Linked DNA regions of Homo sapiens: region 1 is linked to region 2. Evidence: chromatin loops called from intact Hi-C (ENCODE). Cell type or tissue: mammary epithelial cell. All regions are shown on one strand. Links, peaks and the distances in the headings refer to the core of each region. The heading gives the core; the rest is flanking DNA. Region 1 overlaps SCN10A (sodium voltage-gated channel alpha subunit 10). Region 2 overlaps SCN5A (sodium voltage-gated channel alpha subunit 5).

What was found. A loop is a pair of places that touch in the nucleus more often than their neighbours do. Peaks named below come from ENCODE experiments on the same cell type or tissue, not always from the same donor. Only the 100,000 strongest peaks of a DNase experiment are listed, where the experiment ranks them.
Region 1: it touches region 2 in a loop (2.9-fold over the local background); 1 of 110 quality-filtered maps calls a loop at or near these places.

What each region holds. Positions count from the first base shown.
Region 1 is chr3:38,681,399-38,697,355 of GRCh38, reverse strand. It overlaps SCN10A (sodium voltage-gated channel alpha subunit 10), which reads left to right. Exons shown (of 28, transcript NM_006514.4): 28 at 1-549. The coding sequence ends at 7. Among named protein-coding and RNA genes, the nearest start is that of SCN5A, 40 kb to the right of the region's middle. In mammary epithelial cell, for the core only: no CTCF peak of the experiment used is centred there; a DNase peak (open chromatin) is centred at 9,855.
Region 2 is chr3:38,623,273-38,630,342 of GRCh38, reverse strand. It overlaps SCN5A (sodium voltage-gated channel alpha subunit 5), which reads left to right. Exons shown (of 28, transcript NM_000335.5): 3 at 1-32. Among named protein-coding and RNA genes, the nearest start is that of SCN5A, 23 kb to the left of the region's middle. RefSeq lists an enhancer at 1,544-2,043 and a silencer at 4,759-4,940. In mammary epithelial cell, for the core only: a CTCF peak has its summit at 2,192; no DNase peak of the experiment used is centred there.

The sequences.
Region 1 (15,957 bases), core at 6,841-11,840, 60 kb before region 2:
GCCCTAGTGAGAACACTCCAGCCTGGATATGTTCAGTTATGATGCGTCCTTCTGCTCTGTGTTAACTCTTTCCCATTGCAGATCACACCCAGCTACAGCCTCACCAATGCATGCCACTGGTCACAATGTCAGAACTGGGCAGGGAATGCAACTGGTAACCACCTTTGAAAAAACCATCATACACAAATAGGAGTCAGAAGCTAAGAGCACTTCCACTGTGATTTCCCTTCTGAATTTCAATATCAGATCATGGGTTCTCTTACTCTCCAGAAAATATCCCTTGTCCTTTTATTTTTGTTGTAATCAGATTATATTTACTGAGACAAACTTCTCAGGACCAGAACTTCCAAAGATATAGAACAAGAACATTACTGAAGGTCCAAGGTAGTCCTCTGTGGAGCACCATACAGAGATTGGCAATATTATTTAGGATTTTGCATGACTGCATGTGAGAGCTGTCGGACAACTGCTCTGACCCAGGGTAACACCTGTGGCCTATGTCATGAAAAGCCTTTGAGATATCCATTAAAATTAATATTTTTAAATGTATGTCCACACCAGCGTTATATCATAAAGCATCATTTTATTTTTCTCTTATTTCTGTGATGCTGACCTGTATCATGAGTCACTTACCCCTCACTTTCTGGGATCCTGATATTTTTCAGTTTGAGATTGAGGCTGGGTGGAGCAGGAAAGAGCACTGTCCTGGGATCTGGAAATGCCAGTTGGAATCCTAACTTTTCCACCAATTGTCTGGCTGACCAGGGCTAAAGTCTTTCCCCTCTTAACTTCAATTTCCTCACTTGTAAAATTGGTGGGAAGGGAAGAAAATGAATGCTTTCTATAGACTTCGCATCTCGTGCTGTAGAACTCCATGGTGCCTGCCCCATTTATATGGGAAAAGCACTCTTTTCTGAGGCTGAAATGGCTGGACCTTTCTGTTGTGTAGCTAAAGAGGCAGCTTTTGAATACATTCCAGAGTCTGTTCACATCTCATAATCAGACATTAAGGAGGAGAGTTTTTACATTACCTGGCGTCCAGAACTCCATAGTTAATATAATCAGAAGAAAAAGTATAATCATGAGAATGATGATCCAGTAGATAAAAGGTATGGCCAGTAGTTTCTTTCATTCATCCTGCAAATGTTATTAATTACGTACTATATGATGGGCACTGCTCCAAGAACAAGAGATAAAATAGGAATTAAGCCCCCAAAAGATTAATTGTATGAACTGAATGGAGTAAGAATTGTCAGAGGAGTTTATTTAGGCCAAAGGCATGTTGCAGATTTTGAGATGAAGAAAAGCAAAGACTCCCTATAACAACATAGGACATAGGGATTGTAATGACAGTCATGATCTTCCATTAACTCTTGGCCCATTCCCAGCCACAATCACAAAGATTCAAATATATAGCCAATTCATTGTCTATATATTTGATCATTTCATAAGATTTTCCATTTGTATAATTACAAAGCACAGTGGCTGATACATCTCACATGCCTCAAGAATACAGATTTGCCGAGGCCTTGCTCTCCCTTTTCTGTCACTATTAGCCCATAAGAAGTCAAAGAGGCTCTCAAGATGCTTACTGGGAGTTGGCAGCATCCACAGATGCAGGTTAATAAGATGATGATGGGATAGCAGAGGTACCAAGCCATCTCAAATCAGCTATTCTCTGAATGCCTGATTTATTCTAAAAGATGAGTTCAACCAAATAACTCTTCCTCTCTCGTACCACTGAACCCGGGAGCACAGATACTGACTGTGCAGCTTCTTCAACGTCTAAATCCCATGTGGATGATGAAAAAGCCATCTGAGATACTAGCCCAAGTGTTTATAAGACAGCTAAGTGGACAGAGAGTTTGGGCACAGGTTTATTTTTACAATGATATGTGAAAGAATTAAGTGTGCCAAACCATCAGACTGGTTCTATTAAAGCAGATGATACTATTCTCAAAAGTATTTTTACTTTGAGTTGAATTATGCTCCCTAAACATAGGAACATAATTCAACTTTATGTTGAATTATGCTTTGGGTTGAATAATGTTCCCTAAAAGGGTATGTTGAAGTTCTAACCAATAGTACCTGTGATTGTGACCTTATTTGACATTAAGGTTTTTGCAGATGTAAACAAATTCAGATGAAGGTGAGCCCTAATCCAATGACTGGTGTTGCTAAAATATGAGGGGAATTTGAACAGAGACACACAGAGAGGAGAATACCATGGGAAGATGCAGAAAAAAACACACACAAAGAAAAGACAGCTGTATGGAGACACAGGAAGAAATCGGAGAGATACATGTGCAGGCCAAGGAATGGCAAAGATTGCTGAAGCTAGGAGGAGACATGGAAGGCAACGGTTCTCACCTGCGGGCTTCAGAGGGAACATGGCTCTGCCAATACCTTGATTTTAGACATCTAGCCTCAGAAGTGTAAGAGAATAAATTTCTATTATTGTCATCTACCTAGTTTCTGGTAATTTGTTACAGCATCCCAGGGAAACTAATCCATTTCTCATTTTTTCTGCACAAATGCATTTCCTAAATTGTAATGGGAAACATTGGAAAAGGGATGCAATATACACATCTTGCATGACACGGAGTTTTTGGAAATGTATCCAAATGCAAGATTATCTTTTGAAAATTTCACTAGAGCCAGTTTCCAAGTTCACCTGGTGGTACAATTACAAGGTAGAAACTAGATTTCCATGGGAGCCAACCTGAGAACCAGAGCTACCTTCTCAACCCCACCCACAAGAGGTAAAACTAGAATCTCTCTGGCCCAGAATGTGAGGATACCTTAGCACTGAAGGGAGATAAGAGACAGGATAATGATGCTGACTGTACAAATATCTGGAACCTGCAAGTTCTCAAAAGTATGCCTCCACCATAAACACCGCCCTAACTTTTTATACCATTAAACTGCATAACACATAGACACAGATGGCAAATAACATTCAGAACATCCACTTAACACAGAATAGTAGGTATCGGCAGAGCCCTGGTGTGCTGGAGCATTTGCTTAAGACAAAAGTGAAGTCACTTTCCTAAGTGTTAGGGATGCAAGATAAGACAGATCTTCAGTCTGGAGCTGAACACAGGCTGAAGGTTTACAAATAAATTAAAAAGACAATTCCTTTTTTTTCTTTTTTTAAAATTATACTTTAAATTCTAGGGTACATGTGCACAATGTACATGTTTGTTATATAGGTATACATGTGCCATGTTGGTTTGCTGCACCCATCAACCCGTCATCTACATTAGGTATTTCTCCTAATGCTAAAAAGTAAAAAAAAGTAAAGGTTTTTATTATCATTAGACTGTGTAACTTAAGAATGAATGACTTAATTATTAGGGTTGCCAGTAACAAATCAGAAATAGAGTATATCATTTCCAAAGTAGGACAAGGGGGAACTATGCTAAGAAACAATTAGCCAATCAAAAAAGTAAGGTTAAAAAAAAAACAGGATTAGGATTGACTTGGCAATGTGGGCTCTTTTTTGGTTCCGTATGAACTTTAAAGTAGTTTTTTCCAATTCTGAGAAGAAAGTCATTGGTAGCTTGATGGGGATGGCATTGAATCTATAAATTACCTTGGGCAGTATGGCCATTTTCAAGATATTGATTCTTCCTACCCATGAGCATGGAGTATTCTTCCATTTGTTTGTATCCTCTTTTATTTCACTGAGCAGTGGTTTGTAGTTCTCCTTGAAGAGGTCCTTCACATCCCTTGTAAGTTGCATTCCTAGGTATTTTATTCTCTTTGAAGCAATTGTGAATGGGAGTTCACTCATGATTTGGCTCTCTGTTTGTCTGTTATTGGTGTATAACAAAGCTGGAGGCATCACGCTACCTGACTTCAAACTATATTACAAGGCTACAGTAACCAAAACAGCATGGTACTGGTACCAAAACAGAGATATAGACCAATGGAACAGAACAGAGCCCTCAGAAATAATGCCGCATATCTACAACTATCTGATCTTTGACAAACCTGACAAAAACAAGAAATGGGGAAAGGATTCCCTATTTAATAAATGGTGCTGGGAAAACTGGCTAGCCATATGGAGAAAGCTGAAACTGGATCCCTTCCTTACACCTTATACAAAAATTAATTCAAGATGGATTAAAGACTTAAATGTTAGACCTAAAACCATAAAAACCCTAGAAGAGAACCTAGGCAATACCATTCAGGACATAGGCATGGGCAAGGACTTCATGTCTAAAACACCAAAAGCAATGGCAACAAAAGTCAAAATTGACAAATGGGATCTCATTAAACTAAAGAGCTTCTGAGCAGCAAAAGAAACCACCATCAGAGTGAACAGAAACCTACAGGATGGGAGAAAATTTTTGCAACCTACTCATCTGACGAAGGGCTAATATCCAGAATCTACAATGAACTCAAACAAATTTACAAGGAAAAAAATCCCATCAAAAAGTGGGCGAAGGATATGAACAGACACTTCTCAAAAGAAGACATTTATGCAGCCAAAAAACACATGAAAAAATGCTCATCATCACTGGCCATCAGAGAAATGCAAATCAAAACCACAATGAGATACCATCTCACACCAGTTAGAATGGCGATCATTAAAAAGTCAGGAAACAACAGGTGCTGGAGAGGATGTGGAGAAATAGGAACACTTTTACACTGTTGGTGGGTCTGTAAACTAGTTCAATCATTGTGGAAGTCGGTGTGGCAATTCCTCAGGGATCTAGAACCAGAAATACCATTTGACCCAGCCATCCCATTACTGGGTATATACCCAAAGGATTATAAATCATACTGCTATAAAGACACATGCACACGTATGTTTATTGTGGCACTATTCACAATAGCAAAGACTTGGAACCAACCCAAATGTCCAACAGTGATAGACTGGATTAAGAAAATGTGGCACATATACACCATGGAATACTATGCAGCCATAAAAAATGATGAGTTCATGTCCTTTGCAGGGACATGGATGAAGCTGGAAACCATCATTCTCAGCAAACTATCGCAAGGACAAAAAAAACCAAACACCGCATGTTCTCACTCATAGGTGGGAATTGAACAATAAGAACACATGGACACAGGAAGGGGAACATCACACACCGGGGACAGTTGTGGGGTGGAGGGAGGGGGGAGGGATAGCATTAGGAGATATACCTAATGTAAATGACAAGTTAATGGGTGCAGCACACCAACATGGCACATGTATACATATGTAACAAACCTGCACGTTGTGCTCATGTATCCTAAAACTTAAAGTATAATAATAATTAAAAAAACCCGGGATATAGAGACATACAGAATAAAAGAAACAAATAGAAAAGACAGAGTAAAGTAGTATATTCAAAAACAAAAATATTCATAAATTACATTAAATTTAAATGGACTCTGGGAAAAAGAGTGTCAGTCAAGATTTTTAAAAATTCAAATAAATTCTGTTTACAGAAAGCCACACAAAACCTAAGGTTACCAAAAGGGTACAAATACAAGTACATAGGGCACATTTACAAAAATAGTCCGTATGCCTGGCCATAGAATAAAATTCAAACAATGTTCAAGGGATTAAAAGTATATGTATGTTTTCAGACGATAATACAATTTAGCTGAGAATCAATTACAAAAGGAAGCAGACCCAAGCTTATATATGGACCCTTCATATATGGTAAAGACGGGATAACACAGAGTGAGGAAAAGATAGTCTTCCTAAAAGTGGTGCTAGGATTATTGTGTTTTCAGAAGAAAAAGAAAAAAAATTAGACCCCCACCTAAAACTGTACTGAAAAATCAGTTTCAAGTATACCTAAATGTGAAAGACAAATCTATAAAGCTGTTAGAAGATAATAGAGGAAAATATCTACCTGACCATAGAATAAAGAAAAGTGATAAATTTGACTACATTAATATCTAGAACATCAGTTTATTAAAATATATATTAGGAATGAAAAGGCAAAGTATAGAATGGAAGAAAGTATTTAAAACACTTATATTCAACAAAATAATATTCAGAGGAAATTTTTATTAACTTCTACAAATCAATGCAAAATAGATAACACAATAGAAAAAAAATGGCAAGAGACTGGAAGAGGCACTCCACAAAAAAGAAAATCTGAATAACCAATAAGCATATGAAAGTATGCACAACCTAATTAGTAATTAGGGACATGCAAACTAAAATCACAGTGAAATACCACCACACATCTATTCGATCTGCAAAAATGTTAGAGTCTAAGAAATATCAAGTGATAACAAAGATGGAGAAAACAGGAATTCCCATTAAAGAGAGTGTAAATTGGTACAACTTCAGTCATGTGTAGCTTAACAACAGAGATGTATTCTGAGAAATGTGTCTTTGGGCGATTTTGTCACTGTGCAAACATCATAGGGTGCATTTACACAGACCTAGATGATATAGCCTACTACACATCTGGGCTGCATCACCTATAGCCTGTTGCTCCTAGGCTACAAATTTGTACAACATGTTACTGTACTGAATACTATAGGCAATTGTAACACATTTGTGTATCTAAATATAGAAAAGGTACAGTAGGCCGGGTGGGTGGCTCACACCTGTAATCCCAGCACTTTGGGAGGCCAAGGAGGGCGGATCACGAGGTCAGGAGATTGAGACCATCCTGGCTAATATGGGGAAACCTCGTCTCTACTAAAAATACAAAAAATTAGCCGGGTGTGGTGGCTGGCACCTGTAGTCCCAGCTACTTGGGAGGCTGAGGCAGAATTGTTTAAACCCAGTAGTCGGAGGTTACAGTAAGCCAAAATCGCACCACTGTGCTCCAGCCTGGAAGACAGTGTGACTCCATCTCAAAAAAAAGAAAAAAGAAAGAAAAGAAAAGATACAGTAAAAATATGGTATAAAAGATAAAAATGGTATGCCTTTGTAAGGCACTTACCATGAATGAAGCTTGTGAGACTGGAAGTTGCTCTGGTGAATCAGTGAATGAGTGGTGAGTGAATGTGAAGGCCTAGGACATTACTGTACGCTTCCTGTAGACTTTATAAACACTGTACAGTTAGGCTACACTAAATTTTTTAAAAGTATTTTCATTTCTTCAGTGATAGCCTTAGTTTCCTGTAACTTTTTTACTTTATAAACTTTTTAATTTCTTTTAACTTTTTTACTCCATAATAATACTTAGCTTAAAACACAAGAACATTGTACAGGCTATACATAAGTATTTTCTTTATATCCTTATTCTACAAGCTTTTTCCTATTAATATTTTTAACTTTTTTGTTAAAAACTAAAATACAAACATACATATTATCCTAGGCCTACACAGAGTCAGGATTATCAATATCACCGTCTTCTTTCTCCACATCTCGTCCCACTGGAAGGTCTTAGGGGCAGTAGCACTCATGGAGCTGTAATCTCCTATGATAACAATGCCCTCTTCTGGAATACCTCCTGGAAGACCTGCTTGAGGCTGCTTTACAATTAACTTAAAAAAAAAGTAGAAGGAGTATACTTTAATAATAAAAATATGATATTGTAAATATATAAACCAGTACCACTCACTTATTTTCATCATCAAGTATTATGTACTATACATAATTGTACGTGTTCTACTTTTATATGACTGGCAGCCCCATAAGTTTCTTTACACCAGCATCACCACAGACATGGGAGTAATGACTTGTGCTACCACTTTTTGTTGGCTATGACATCACTAGGCAACAGGAATTTTTTAGCTCCTTATAATCTTATGGCACACCATCTTCTATGTGGTCTGTTATCGACAGAAATGTTATCATGCAGAGCATGACTGTGTTTAGGAAAACCGCTTAAATTTACCTAGAAGAGTTGAAGATACATAAACCCATGACTCAGGTTTTCCATTCTTGGGTATGAAACCTGGAGAAATCCATGCACGCATATTCCAGGAGACATTTACAAGACGATTTCTTATCAATATTGTTCATGATGGACCCAAATTAGAAACAACCCAATGTCCTTCAACAGTAGGATAATTTAATAAATTGTGGTATTTTTTAATGTAATTTTATGCAGTAATGAAAATGGATGAGATACAGCTTCAAACAAGTCTAAAAATGAACCTTATTAAATGAAAGAAGCCAGGCATAAACTATATCTACTCTATGATTATATGAGTTTCAAAAACAGGCAAGATTAAACTATTTTGTTTAGGAACGTATAAAGAAAAGCAAGGGCTGGTGACCACAAAAGTCAAGGTTACTGGTAGACGGAAGATAGCGCTTGTGACTGAGATTGGCAATGTTCTAATTATTCATGTAGGACGGGTGCGGTGGCTCACACCTGTAATCCCAGCACTTTGGGAAGCCAAGGCGGGTGGATCACGAGGTCAGAAAATTGAGACCATCCTGGCCAACAGGGTGAAACCCTGTCTTTACTAAAAGATACAAAAATTAGCTGGGCATGGTGGCACGTGCTTGTAGTCCCAGCTACTCAGAAGGCTGAGGCAGGAGAATCGCTTAAACCTGGAAGGCAGAGGTTGCAGTGAGCCAAGATAGCGCCGCTGCACTCCCGCCTGGTGACAGAGAGAGACTCTGTCTCAAAAAAAAAAAAAAAAAAATTACTCACCTACGTGGTTCTCTTAACGAGTATTGTCTTTATGTCTATGCATTAGCTAAACATATTTGTCTCATGCATTTTCTGTGTGTGCTCATGATTTTAAGAAAAAAAAGAGATTTTAAATGGTTCAGCTTTGATACTCTATCTCATGATTTTAAGGAAAAAAAAAAAGAAATTTTAAATGGTTCAGCTTTGATTCTCCTCCCTCTTCACAGAAGTAGTTACTATTTGCTACTCTCAGTGGTGACATTTTATGTCTTGGACTTGGATTATCAGAGCTGAGTTGTAAAAGGTGGCGTAGGAGTTCAATAACGGGTAATAAAAAATAAAATTCTAGGAAAAAGTAATAAAAACTGCAAAGGACACAGAAGATGTGCATGTGGATGAAGAGTTTGAGGAAAGGTAACCAAGCTATTGTAATACAAGCATATCAGGGAGTGTGCGAGTGAGTAGAATATGCTCACAATGGGCACAGAGTTTTATATCCCTCTGAATTATTTTGGATGGTACTTTGAGTGATATTAAAACTTTTCACAATCTGCCTGGCGCCAACCAATTAGCAGGAACTGACCATATTGCTGAAGCAGGCCCCCTGCTGCATCAGGTATTAACCCTTTCATTGTTGTATTGTGGGGAGGTCCAGAGAGAGGTCCCAAAGAAGGGACCAGGATAGCTGGCACCGTAGGGAGCCCTTTGGAAGACTTGAGGCAGCCGCTATTTCCGAGTCAGTATAGAAATATCTCATTATACCTGCATATACTGACCAGATATTATCCCATGTTGCAAGTGATAGAAATCCCACCTAGATTAGTTCCCGGGAAAAAGGAGAAAGAAAAGAAGACATTTTCATCTACTAAACCGGAAACCCTGAGATGCAGCTGGATCTGGGCTTAGCTGGATTCAGGAGCTCACACAATGCCATCGGGATATCATCTCTCCCTCTTGACTCTGGTCTCTTATATGTTGGCTCCATTATCAGGCAGACTCTTTCCATGGGGTAGCCAAGATCACCTGCAAATTGCTCATATCTGTGATCTCAGAGGGGAAGCTTAACTCCTACCTAATGATTCCAGCAAATATCCAGGAAGGCATGTCATTGGCCCTGATTGTATTACATCCCTTTTCCTAAGCAAACATTGTGTCCAGAACGTGCAGCCCACTGGCCATTCCTGGATCATGTGCTCAATCAGAATCAGAAACTGGGTGGAGAGTAGTTCCCATATAGAGGAGCCCTGTGGCCATAACAAGAAGGAATAGATGATGAATAATAGCTGCTCACCGCATTCTACCTCATGGCTGCCCAGTGTTAGCAAACTTCCTTCTTTCCAGACATGCAATAACAAGAATAACTTCCTAACATGATGTAACTTTCTCACATAAAACCATACACTCCAGAGCCTTGTCCAATTATTGCATTCAGCTTCAAGTCAAGCATGTTTCAATAATAGATATCAGCAACTCCTGTCAACTCTGCTTTCAAAATGCATCCAGGATTTGACCATTTCTTACCACCTTAACTTTCAACTTTATCCAAGTAGCCATCATTTTTCACAAGTTTTATTTCAATTTCTACTCTTACCCTCAACAATCAATTCTCAAACCACAGCCAGAGCTCAAAATCCACCCATGGCCCCAGGGTGCTCTGAGTAGATGTCATTACAACTGTTTCACATCATCGGGCCCTCACTCCTCCCTGACCTCATCTCCCCTCCACTCACTCCCTGTGCTTCAGCCACGCTGTGCTCCTTGCTGTTCCTTAAACACACAAGGCATGTTCTTGCCTCAATGTCAAGCCCATGGAACTTGCTTTCCCTCAGCCATTATAACCATAGCACTCAGCCCTGTGCTTTCTTCAGTTCTTCTCCGACCGGCCTATCTAATCGTGAGCCACAACCACAGCACTTAACACCCTCTGGGATCTCATACATGAACTTGGCTATGGCCTGTCTTCTCTACTAGAATGTAAGCTCTGTGAGGGCAAGGACTCTTCTTTACTCATTGATATATTCCTAGCCACCAGAACAGTATCAAAGTAAATTCAAAGATATTTGTCAAATGAGTGAAATGCTTTCTTCCTGATCAGTTTAGAGGTAGCTCTTCATGGCCCAGTACCCAAATGCTAACCATGCAATTGATAGTATAGGATAAACATGTTAGCTTCCATTTAAAAAACCCTATTTAGAAAAGGAGAAACCACATCCCGAAGTGCCAATCCACAATATACCCTGAAGCATGTACTCCTTGACCTGACAGTGGAGAGTTTTCTTGGTCTTGATCGCTGGAAGAATTCCTCATCCACTGTCCTACTTCCTCATGAGACAAGAGCACTGGGAAGAGATTCCCTCTTGAGAATAGGCAGCTTATTGCACTTTCTGTTGGCACCACTGGGCCCTAGAAATTCCCTTCAGGTTTGAGCAATCACAGGCCATTTCTTATCTGGAGTGAAGTTTCTCTGGCAATGCAACTCCCTCAAAACCCCAGTCTCAAAATATAAGAGATTTTTTCTGTCATATTTTACCAACTTGTCAGATCTAGTGGGTTACGCCCCTTCCATCTAGACTTACTTAGACCTGTATGTTACTGTCTTTTAACAACAGACCTCTTGTCCTCCTTCCCGCCAGTTCTCAGATGAGTAGCCTTCATCCTGGCTTTAGCCTGCCACTGTATAAAGATACTGCTGAAAAAACATAGGCTTGGGTTTGAAGGCACAGTTTACTTCCCCCTCACCCCAGTCTGTATCCCACTGGACAGCTCTTTAAATTGGGGTAATATCTTTTTTTTTTTTTATTCAGCAAATATTTATTGAGTGCTTATTATAAGGCAATCATTTTATAAATGCATTTTATTTTAGGGATCTTTCTCTTGCCACAAATAAAATAACAGGAAGGATTGAGTTTTGCAGTGTTAGAGTGATTCTTGGGTTGGATCAAGACATTGGTGAGGGATAACCAGACAATTATGGGGTAATATCTTTTTTGCCCTACAGAGAGTGCAAGAGAGGGGAGGAGGTGTCAGGCTTCTCCCAGCTCCTATTCTTACCCCATCTCAATGTACCCAACCAGTGGTGTGCTGGTAAGTGTTTAAAAAAGTCAGCTCTTCAGGAGAAAAAAGAAAAACTGATATGTAGCATTTTCTGCCTTGTCTAGTGTAAACACTTCCACCATGGCCCATATGAAACTACTAATGTGACCACCCTGAAGATAGAATTGGGAAGAGATGTACACAGTCGACTTGAGCCAATATGAGCCAGCTCTGGCACACCACTGTTTCCAGCCCCATTGCCTTCTCTCCACCATTATTAGCCTGGGACAGAAATTTGCTTTTTCTACTCTTCAACGCGTAAGCCTATAAGATCTAGGGTTCTTGCCATAAAGAGAAAAAGCTTCCCCTTCGGCTTTAATATGGGCCAACTTAGGCAAAGTAAGTTTGTCTTCATTTGTAGGACTTTGCTAAGCCTTACAGAAAGTAGCCCACACCTTCCAAATCCTAGAATTTTTCCATCAAGGCCCTAAAACTCCTACTGCAAGAGGCAGGTGGCCTGAGTCTTCAGATACAACAGGCTACAGCTAATGGCATAATAGAGATTTCCAGATTTGGATCTGGGGATAGGAAAGTCTCAGTGCTCTACACTCAAACCTCAGTTTGGCCAATGACACATTTTAGAATCTGTTAACAGTAACACTCATCTCTAGGTATCAATTTCTGCATCAGAATTATTCAGTTATAAGCATAGAAATAATCTAGTAGAAGGCTATGGGAAGCTCAAAGAATGAAAGAAAATGCTGAAGAACCAGGGAGGATGGCACCCCAGGCTAGGTAGGTTTCTGGGCAGCAGGCAGTAATAGAAAGTCTCTTCAGGAGGCCAAGACCAAGCAGTTCCAGTTTTTTCCCTTGTGAGTCTCCCAGTTAGGATTCAAATTTCAGGAAGAGAGCATCTAATCGGCCCAGCTCCAGTGGAGGAAGAGAGGGGCATTTAGACTGATAGCTCCAACAAGACCACGTGCAATCACCTCCTCTCTCCAACCCCTCCCTCACCCCCAACAAAAACGTGAAAGCACTGTTACCAAAAGGAGGAAGGAAGCTGGTAGGCAAAAATTCCCCATGAATATTACAATTTACAGGCTGTATTCATGTTTTTTAAAGACGCTTCTGGCCACGGTTACAAATTACATAAAAGCTGAGCTTAGGTGCAGGGAGATTAGGTAGGAGGTTGTGTCCAGTGCTGACCTGATCTAAGGACTGTTGAGTCTCTCAATCAAACTAACTAAAAGCCACTAAGCCTGCTTAGATAGGATGCCAAGGACATGAACTAGGCTTCCTGCTCCCACCTTCATCTCAGGGGAGATGGTCAAGTACTTTTCATCTGGATAAATACTCCCTAGGCCCCAAACATTGGCAGTGAACTCTGGCTCCAGAAAGTCATTCAAACATTCCTTGAAATGGAAATATGTTTGAAATGTGTCCTCCTGAGGAGACCCAGATAAATCATCACTCACCTGAGTTCAGGTAGAAAAAGGCAGGATTTGCTGGGGGCATCAAATATACACCAAGGAAATCCCTGTCTACTGCTGACCCTTTAAATACCAGTTCTGACAACAGAACCAACAACAAAACCTGGTCCATATGCACACTGCACTAAGATAAATTCTAAAGGGGGGTACATGAAGAAGACTCATTTTTTTTTCCTTACCAGAATTGAGTTAACTGATTGTTAGAAATGTGGCTATTCCTACTTCCAGCTTACAGATTTAATTGCATTATAAAGCAATATAAAGATGTGTGTGTGTACTTGTTGAATAATTATGTTCTTGAAGCTAGAACAAGGAGCCTCAGAAACACTTGGAGGCCGAAGATGTCTGGAAATGATCCACGCAGAAGCATTCAAACTCATCTGCTAAGCGATATGGCTCTCCTGACAGAGCTCTGGATGAGAGGGCAGATGGTCCCAATTTGACTCCAGGCCTTCTGTTGTGCATGTCACAAGTTCCTTGAGCAAATTTTCTCGTCTACACAATTGGAGGAAAGATTACTGGCCTACCAAACCCATCAAAGAAGTTCAAAGGGGATGAAAATGCTTTGTAAGGTTTGAAAGAGAAAAACAGCTTTGGGAGGGGTTGTTATGGCGGGACCATTATGAAATTCTGCAGCAGATAAGGAATGTGCAAGGGGGTGCTTAACTCCCAGAGCTTCCCCCTAATGAAGTAGAATGGCAGAGCCTCCAAAACACCAGGCCCTTAAGAGGAAAGAGGGCTTGAGTCCTTCCTACAACACTCCCTCCTCTGAAAACATTCTCTTTCTTTCACTTTCTTTCCCTCTCCCTCTCTGAACACCTCATCCTCTGGCCATCTTTAAATATCAGTGCTGGCCAGGCACAGTGGTTCATGCTTATAATCCTAGCACTTTGGGTAGGCCAAGGCAGGAGGATCACCAGGAGCTCAAGAACAGCCTGGGCAATTTAGCAAGTTGCCCATCTCTACAAATTTTTTTGTTTTAATTAGCTGGGTGTGGTGGCTCGCACCTATAGTTCCAACACTTTGGGAGGCTAACGTGAGAGGATCACTAGAGCCCAGGAGTTCGAGGATACAGCAGATATGGAATGTGCAAGGGAGTGCTTAACTCCCAGAGCTTCCTCCTAATGAAGTAGAGCTATGATTGCACCACTGCACTCCAGCCTGGGTGTCAGAGTGAGGCACTGTCTCTAAAGACTAAAAATGTGAGTGCTCCCTAGAATTCAAAGTCACCCCTCCTCCCCTGGCTCCAGCACCTCCTGGTCATGTCCACCTGAATGTTCTCAGATCACTCCAACTCACACCTCTTTTCTCATAACAAGTCTCCAGTGCTCCCTGCCCTTTTCAGGTTACCACTCACCTCCCAATCCACCCAGTTTGGACACTCAGAGCTAGCTATGCTTGCTGCCTTTCCACCTACTCCATCAGCTAAGTCCTGGGCTCTCTATGTCAAATCTCTACCTCTCACCATCTGTTATTTTTACTCCTCTAACTCAGGGTCTTGCCTTCTCTCTGGATTAGTATGATTACTTCCCCCAAACTCTTTGAAATATTAAATTTACTGCCTAGAGATGCATTCAGCCTTAACACCTCCACCTCAGTCCAGTGCTATAATTCCCATCACTCTGGCCCCAACCCACAGTGACTGAAAAGTCATGCCCACTCCACCCACAACCAAGCTTGCTTCTAGCTGACCCTAAACTGCTCTGAAGCAGAGGATGATGCTGGCGCTTCTTTGCTGCCCACTTAGGGTTGCCTTGCAGTTCACACAGAGTTGGCCAGCCATGGCTCCATTTTGCCCTCCTCTTTTATGTTAAGTCACTAAGTCCCATTGACCCCCTACCCCGTATTCTTTAGGAAGGAGCACCTACAGGCCAACCATTTATTGCCGTTGGCATAACTTTTAAACATTCTCATGCTAAGAGATGCCTTCCACTCCTGCCCAGAAGAAAGAAGCAGAAAGATAAAAGGGGGGGAATTAGAGAGCCCATCCTGCCACACTGTCCCCCTCCCAAGTGGCAATGCTGCTGTCCCTGCCCCACTGAGTAGAGGGGTGGCGGGTGGGTGACACTGTGCTCACACACAAAGGAGCATCTCACCACATTGCAGGGTCCTCCCTGGACATGCTCAGCACTTGGGTCATCAAAATAGATGGCAGCTCCTCTAGAGACCACTGTGGGAGGCTATGCTCAAATTCTACCATGTCAACCCTGTAGCACATACCACTGGGGCTCCGTGCCACATCCCTTGCCTCATCTGACTTGGGATACAACTCTGCAGTTTTTCTGCCTCGGGGCTTTCTCCAAAGCCATTGGGCTTTTCTCCACTGCTATTTTTCAGGAACAGCAGCCCAGAAGCTGTTCTTCCTGTGGTGGGGCAAGTACAGGGGGATGTTGACACTCTTGAGGCCAACCCTCTACCAAGGGAGGACAAGAGTTGGAAGATAAATATCGTAATCTCCTTGGAGAGACAGTTCTGAGCCAAATTCCTCAGAGAATCCCCAGCAAGCCTAGGCTCTAGTGTAGGGCTAGGTTTTCATGAAACTGAGAGTGAGAGCTTCCTTACCTTCTGCACCCCAGGCCATTCTCTCAACTCGCCTTAGTCCCTGCCCTGCCCTGTTACCCAGGGCATTAACCAGCTTTTCTTGGAGTTTCTTCCTTCACGGCTTACTCTCCCTGCTCCTTCACTTTTACTTCCTGGAATAGCCACCCAAATAAACTCTGTCCCCAAATTCTTGTCTCAGCTCCTGTTTGGGGGAAAGCACAAATTAACACAAACCCCCAGACATCCCGCTTCTCAGAATTGGGAAGTCACTTTCCCATGCCATCCACATGCTAACGCTCCCATCTCCAGGCTTGCTATAGATGGCTCCTGGAGAAAGG
Region 2 (7,070 bases), core at 1-5,000:
CGGAGAGCGGCTGTGAAGATTCTGGTTCACTCATATCCTTTGCAGTTAATACCTGCTGAGTACCCCCTGGGGGCCCACGCTGGGGATGTGCACGTGCTGCCCCCACCCCACCTCCATTCTAGTTTAGGAGTGAGAGTAGCGCTGATTCCCTGCTGGTCCTAAGACAAATGCATGGTCATGACCTGGGAGCTGGTTGGAAATGAAGAACCTCTGACCCTCCTCCAGACCTGCCAAGTCAGCACCTGCATTTTCATTTGATCCCCAGGGGATTCTTGGGCACATGAAAGTTTGAGAAACCCTCTTCTGATTCTTCAGAACATTCTAGAAGCTAAGCTACTGAGGATCCCAGAAGAAATGACGTCTGTCGGGCTCTGATATTGGCTCCAAATATCCCTCCCCACCACACCCCCTTGGTCCGTCCTCCTCCCCACCCACTTGCAGGGACCTTCAAGCAGGTCACCAGAACTTAGCCAAGGAAAAACCATTTCCCAATAAAGAGGCCTCTAGTTTATTCACATGTGGGCATCTTTTGAGGGAGGCAGCACTTGCTTTTTGATTAGGCGTTGACAAAATGTTTGCAGTTTCAGAGTATCTCAAAGAACTCTGGTTAGCATTAAATTATATAAACCACAGCTGAAAAAAGCTCCAGCCTGCAGAGGAGAGCCATTGGAGTGATGCAGCGTAATGAGGGACTTACCGGGCTTGGGCCTGAGAGGGGCATCATTTGGGCAGCACACTGCATGGGGCGCCAGCACCTAATCACTCTGTTCTCTGGACTTCAGAGAAGGGGCCCCATAGATGGAGCCTTCCGGGAGGGTGGTGCCAGCTGCAGTCAGAGGCATGAGTATTTCACTGCGAGGGCCTGGGCAGGCCTCCCTTTGGCCAGTGGCAACCAGGGTGAGTGCACACACGCAGGTGGCTCTGCTGATCATCTAAGCGACACTGCTGGGCTCAGCAGTGCGACCGATTGTGGGTCTAGCGGGCTGGCCCCACAGAGCTCTCCAAGGTCCCCTTCAGCCCCTTCTCTGAATGGACTTTTTTGAGGCCAAGACAAAGACTTCACTCACTAACCTCTGGCCAAGGCAGGAGGCATCAGGATTACAGATACCTAGTGAGGGACTAAATAACCAGGACTGAGGCTGGCAGGTCAGGAGCTTTTCCTGCCCGGGCAGGGATGGGGGATGCTCCTCCTATGGCTCCACTTTCTTCCCACCTGTGCCCAGTGCCTGATCCTGACCCCAGGGGTTCATTGGAGGGGCATGCATGGCAAGTGGTGTCTGCATGCACATGTGCAGTAAAATGCATGCGTCCAACCACGTGTCTGCTCTCCAGCCTACCCCTGCCTTTCTGGTGGGGTTCATGAGACAACCCCACATGCAAACCATGGCTGTGGCGTGAGCAAAGTGGGAGGCAGACACTGTGGAGAGGGACCATATGTAGCGAGCAGCCTGCCATTCACAGCTGCATCTTATTTTGTGGGGCAAGTGTGGGTCTAGATTTCATCTTGAGCCATCCTGAGTTCCCTGTAGGTGTCAGGCTCTTTGCTAGGCACGCTGGGGTATCGAGCCGAATAAGACCCCGTCTGGGCCCCTTGGGAATTTTATAGTTCCCCTAAAAGTGATAAGGCAGCTTCGCAAATAGTTATGCTTTCTGCCAGAGTGTGGTCACAGCCTGGTAAGAAGAACAGAGCAGCAGGAGGAGGAAAGGCCAGCTTTTCTTGCTCTGAGCCCGTCTCTGGCCTCACTCCGGGGGTGTGGCCTCTCTAACAGCATCCTCCAGCTCTCACCTGGGGCTTCTCCTCCAGGTATCTAACCAACCCAGCACTGTTTGGCAGCCACAGAAGCCCTCAGGGATGTAGCAGAAGCTCCAGAGCTCCTGCAAGGTGCTGAGCTGGGTCGTGGGGCAAATGAAAGGTCAGGGAGGCAGGTGGGCAAGGGAGGCAGTGGGGGGCCCTCGAGTGCCCAGCCTGGCCAGACTGTCCATTGAGCAATGGCTCTGAGGCTGTGAGGTGCTGCTTCCACCTGGAAAAACTGGCCCTGAGGGCTCGGAGCCAGCCTCTATCCCCCAGGACAGCTGCCCCAGGGAATTGTCAAGCATCAGTGAGGACCTGTACTGGGTTCCCAGTGGCTGCCTTGACACTGCTGCTGCCTGGGGATGGGAGCACATTGCTGGACCTCGACAGCGCCACTTAGTGGGCTCAGTGGGCACTGGGGGGAAGAAGAGGCCTAGATTTGTGGGGTTTGGGAGCAGCCCCTCAGCAACACTGTTGAGCCTTGACATTGAGTGTGGTGTGTGGACCAGTAGCATCAGCTTCACCAGGATGTTGTAGGAGTGGCCGAATCTTGGGCCTCACCCCAGAACCTATGTGTAGCAAGGTCCCATGTGCATGCCACCCTAGGGCAGTTGCTTCCAAATGCTAATCTGAGGGCCATCTCAGTCTCACCTGGGAAGTTTGTAAAAATGCAAAATTCTTAGCTCTTTCCAGACCAGAATCACCAGTGTGAGGCCTAGAAATCTGTAAGTGCTCCATGATTTTTTTTTAACTTGAGGTATACTACTTCATATACCATAAAATTTATCTTTTTCTTTTTCTTTTTTTTTTTTTGAGATGGAGTCTCACTCTGCCGCCCAGGCTGGAGTGCAGTGGCGCAATCTCGGCTCACTGCAACCTCCGCCTCCTGGGTTCAAGCGATTCTCTGCCTCAGCCTCCTGAGTAGCTGGGATTACAGGCGTCCGCCACCACGCCGGGCTAATTTTTGTATTTTTAGTAAAGGTGGGGTTTCACCATCTTGGCCATGCTGGTCTTGAACTCCTGACCTCGTGATCCACCCGCCTCGGCCTCCCAAAGTGCTGGGATTACAGGCAGGAGCCACCGCACCCAGCCAAAATTTACCATTTTTAAGTGCACAGTTCAGTGGTTTTTAGTATATTCATAAGGTTATGCAACCATCACCACTATCTATTTCCAGAACATTTGCACCACCCCAAAAGAAATCCTGTGCCCATTATCAGTCACTATGCATTTCTAAAGAACATCAGGTCTCATGTTTTGAATGGTGAACTTTTGCTGTGCTTAAATTTTTATGCTCATTCAAACATCTAAGTTCCACATGTGCAAAGTTCTGTGCAACGCCCTTTGGGAATGGTAAGTGGGGCAAAGACAAACTTAAAAGTGGGCAGGAATGCAGCCTGGTGAGAAAACCTGCTCAGTCGTGACAATCCAGGAGCTCACAGACCGTAGCAAGTGCGCAGTGATTCCGCTTGGCCTTGTTCTTGGCTCCATGCTTGCAGTGTATCTCTGGGAAGTTACCAAAAAGTAAATATGGGCATGTGGAATGATTTTTTTATATGTATTTTTGTTATAATCCTGCAGAATGTGTTCCTGCTGGGATTAAATAAAAGAAACCAACTGAACTCCATATCCTACCGCAGTCACATTCAGAGAGGCCTCACACACACACTGAGAAGTATTTTGCCTTCTTGGTTGTATAGGATCTGTGCACAAAATCCTCCCACGTTCCTCTACCAGATTCAAATGGGCAATCAAACCACATGTCTGTGGTGTATGTGTGTGTGCCTGTTGATTTAATAGCACAAACACATGAAAATACCCCTCCAGAGTTAATTACCTTTTCTTTGGGTGGTTTTTTTTTTTAAACTCCCTGGGATCTGAAGACTTAGGCAGCCCAAGTGTCAGGCATTCCCCACAACTCAGGCACTCCTTGCTGGCATTTTTATCATGAGGCTAGGAGTGGGTGTTTAGGGACAATGACATGACAAGATTGAAGATGTTCAGCTGAGCATAGACCTGGAGAGCTGGCCTTTGCCTCAGCCCACACAAGGGACCAGCTCAATCATCAGCCTGAAATTACAAGGCAGTGCAAACAGGTGTGCCCTGGCCAGGAGTTCAGTTGACTCGTCTCTATGGTATTGGCTACGTGCTGGGCGCCATGGGGGACCTGGGTATGCTTTAGGCAGAGTCATATGGACTGGGTGCTCAGTCTAGGAAGGAAGAGATCTCATACGTGCAGAAGAAGGATTGACAATTGTGCAAGTGCTGTCCTCAAGGCCATGGGAACCAGGCAAGGATTTTGAGCAGTGAAGTGGCAGAGAGACAAGAGCTTGCTACACGTCACCCTAAGCCATTGCTGTGTCTGGAAAAGGTAAAACCCAGATAGACAGCTCCTGTCATTGCCCACCATGGGACCCAGGTCCTGACTGGTGGGATCCAGAGGGCTGTGTGCCCTGGCTCTTCCCTGAGTCTGGGTGTTCAAGTCTCACTCACCTCTGCCTGGGTCCAGCCAAGGCCTGTAGTACAAGGCAGCCTGTTCACACCACTGCTCCCTGCAATGGGGCCTGTTCCCCCACTCTAAGGAGAGCTGTGAGTGGTCCCCCTAGAGCTGGAAGGGACTTGGCTCCACCGAGAGGAGTCCACCACCCAGCCTTCAGCACATGCTGCTTCACCATGACCAGCTGGGCTGACTGGTTGCTGGAGCAACCCTGGCCAGCCTTGGTGCTTATCTAAATGCCTCTTCCAGGAAGCCTTCCTGCCCAGCCCAGCCAGAGGCATGTTTGGTTTTTTCATAATATCCCATGTCAGAGCGTTTTGGGGACATGGCTCCATTGCCCCCCTGGCTCCCACTCAGGGCCAGACACACATGCTCAAGTGGGATTTCCTCTTACAAATAACAAATAATTCCCTCCCTCCTGTACGGTAGTCTCCCCACATTCGACGGTGCTCTCTACCTCGTTTGGTTTTCACACCGCCCCATGGGTGGCAGAGGCCAGGCGTGGAATAGCTTACCTGCTTGGCATGTGAGAGCCAGAAGCAGCATGACTCATGCAGACCCTCCAGTCTGGAGGCAGGAGAGTGGACCGGGTGGCCTTGAATGTCATCTTGCAGAGGTGGTGCAGCATGGGGCCTCAGAGTGGGGCCCAGATCAGGAGAACCAGGGTGCATGCTGGCTCAGCCATTGATCAGCTTGGTACCAGGAGTACTTTCCCAGGAATGCTGTAACAAATTACCACCAATGCAGTGGCTTAAAGCAAAGCAGATTTATCACCTTACAGCTTTGGAGGTCAGAGGTCCAAAATGGTTCTTGCTGGACTAAACTCAGGGTGTCAGCAGGGCTACACACCTTTTGGAGGCTCTAGGGGAGAATGTGTTTCCGAGGCATTTCCAGCTTCTGGAGGCTGCACTGGATTCTTAGTCTGTGGTTCCCTGTCATCATCAAGCCAGGAATGACCGGTTGAATTTCATGTCACAACACTCTGCCTCTCTTTTGCTTAAAAGGACCCCTGTGATTATACTGAGTCTACCTGGATAATCTAGAATGATCTCCCCACCTCAAGATCCTTAATTTAGGGCCAGGAGCAGTGGCTGATACTTGTAATCTCAGCACTTTTGGTGGCTGAGGTGGGAGGATTGCTTGAGCCCAGGAGTTCAAGACCAGCTAAGCAACATGGTAAGACGTTGTGTCTACAAAAAAAAATTAAAAATTAGCTGGCTATGGTAGTGTGCACCTGTAGTCCTAGTTACTCAGGAGGCTGAGGCAGGAGGATCTCTTGAGCCCAAGATTTCAAGACTGCGGTAAGCTGTGGTAATACCATTGCACTCCAGCCCCAGTGACAGAGCTAGACCCTGTCTCGCGGAGGCCAGGGGAGATCCTTAATTTAATCACATCTGCACGGTCTCATTTTGTCATACAAATTAGCATATTCACAGTTTCCGGGGATTCCTCCATGGCCACCTTGGGGGTGGTGGGGGCATTATTCTGCCTACCACAGTGACCTTCAACTTAACCTCTTTGTGCCTCAGTCTTCTCATCACCTAAAATGGAAACAAAGTCCCCATCACATATGGTTGTTGGGAAAACTGAATTCGCTGATGGACACGGAGAGCAAATTCTGGTACCTAGGAAGGGCTCAATGAATATTCACTCTTAGCATCATTGCTTGCATATTTTAGGAGTCACCTGGGCTCCCCAGTAGATGCTTAGCAGCAGATCCGTGGGGATGAATAAAGACTGGTTGGGGGGCTTGTTAACCATCTGCCTAGTGAGGAAAGCCTTGGCACATACCCCGCATGTGGGCAGTGTGTGTGTGTATGTGTGTGTGTGTGTGTGTGTGTGTGTAAGGGAGAAGGGGTACTGATACTGAGATGATTATCTGATCCTGCCTTGAAAGCTGGAGAGGGATATAAGCCTGGCCCTGGACACCCTCACACGGGCAGAGGGCTGGGCAGATACCAAACTGACGGAGGGACCCCAGGGCCTGAAGTGATGCCTTCTGGTCACGGAGAAATCAAGGCTTCCTGGAGCCATGGCATCAGAGCCGAGCAGTCCTGTTGGCTCAGTCCTTGTTTGACTAAGGGAGAGTCCCAAAGCCTAATTTCCTCTCGTCCCAGATGAGAAACTAAATAATTATAAACTGGAGGCTGGTTTGAGATGCTGATTTCCTGATTGCCTGACTCCCTAGAAGAGGAGCAGCACGGAGGGCATCTACCTGGTTAGATTCCCGAGAGGCATCCCCACTGTCCCCAGCAGGGGCAGTCGGCACCGCAGCCAGGCCTGGTCTGTGCTCGGACTGCACTGGCCTTCCCATCAGGTGAGGTGGAGCTATGCTAGGGAGGCAAGAGGCAGCCCCTGGAGCTCAATTACCGCAGCTCCTGGGCGGCCTGTGGGAATCACCAGTTTGGCAGCTGTGCATACGGGGCTGAGGCCGGGCATGGTGTTGAGCGCTTGGGGGCAGCCACAGGGAGTGGAAGGCCTAGCCACTCCTCTGGGGCTGGGTAGGGATTTGTGAGAGAAGCACAGTGTCCCTGCTCTAGGCCAGGCCTCCAGGGGTGCCCCAGCCTACAGGAGGCCCAGAGTCTGCCCCCTTGTTCCTCTGCAGGCCTTGCAGAGGTGGAGGAGGGCGATTGGAGCTTTGTCTAGCCTGAAGCAGCAGCTAGGAATTGTAGCCAGAGTCAGGCTCAGAGAAGTCCTGGGCAGTTCAGTTCAAGGCCAAGAGCCCACAAGTAGACCTGAAGCACAGCTCTGGTACTTGAAGCGCTGCCTTGTGATGGGAGA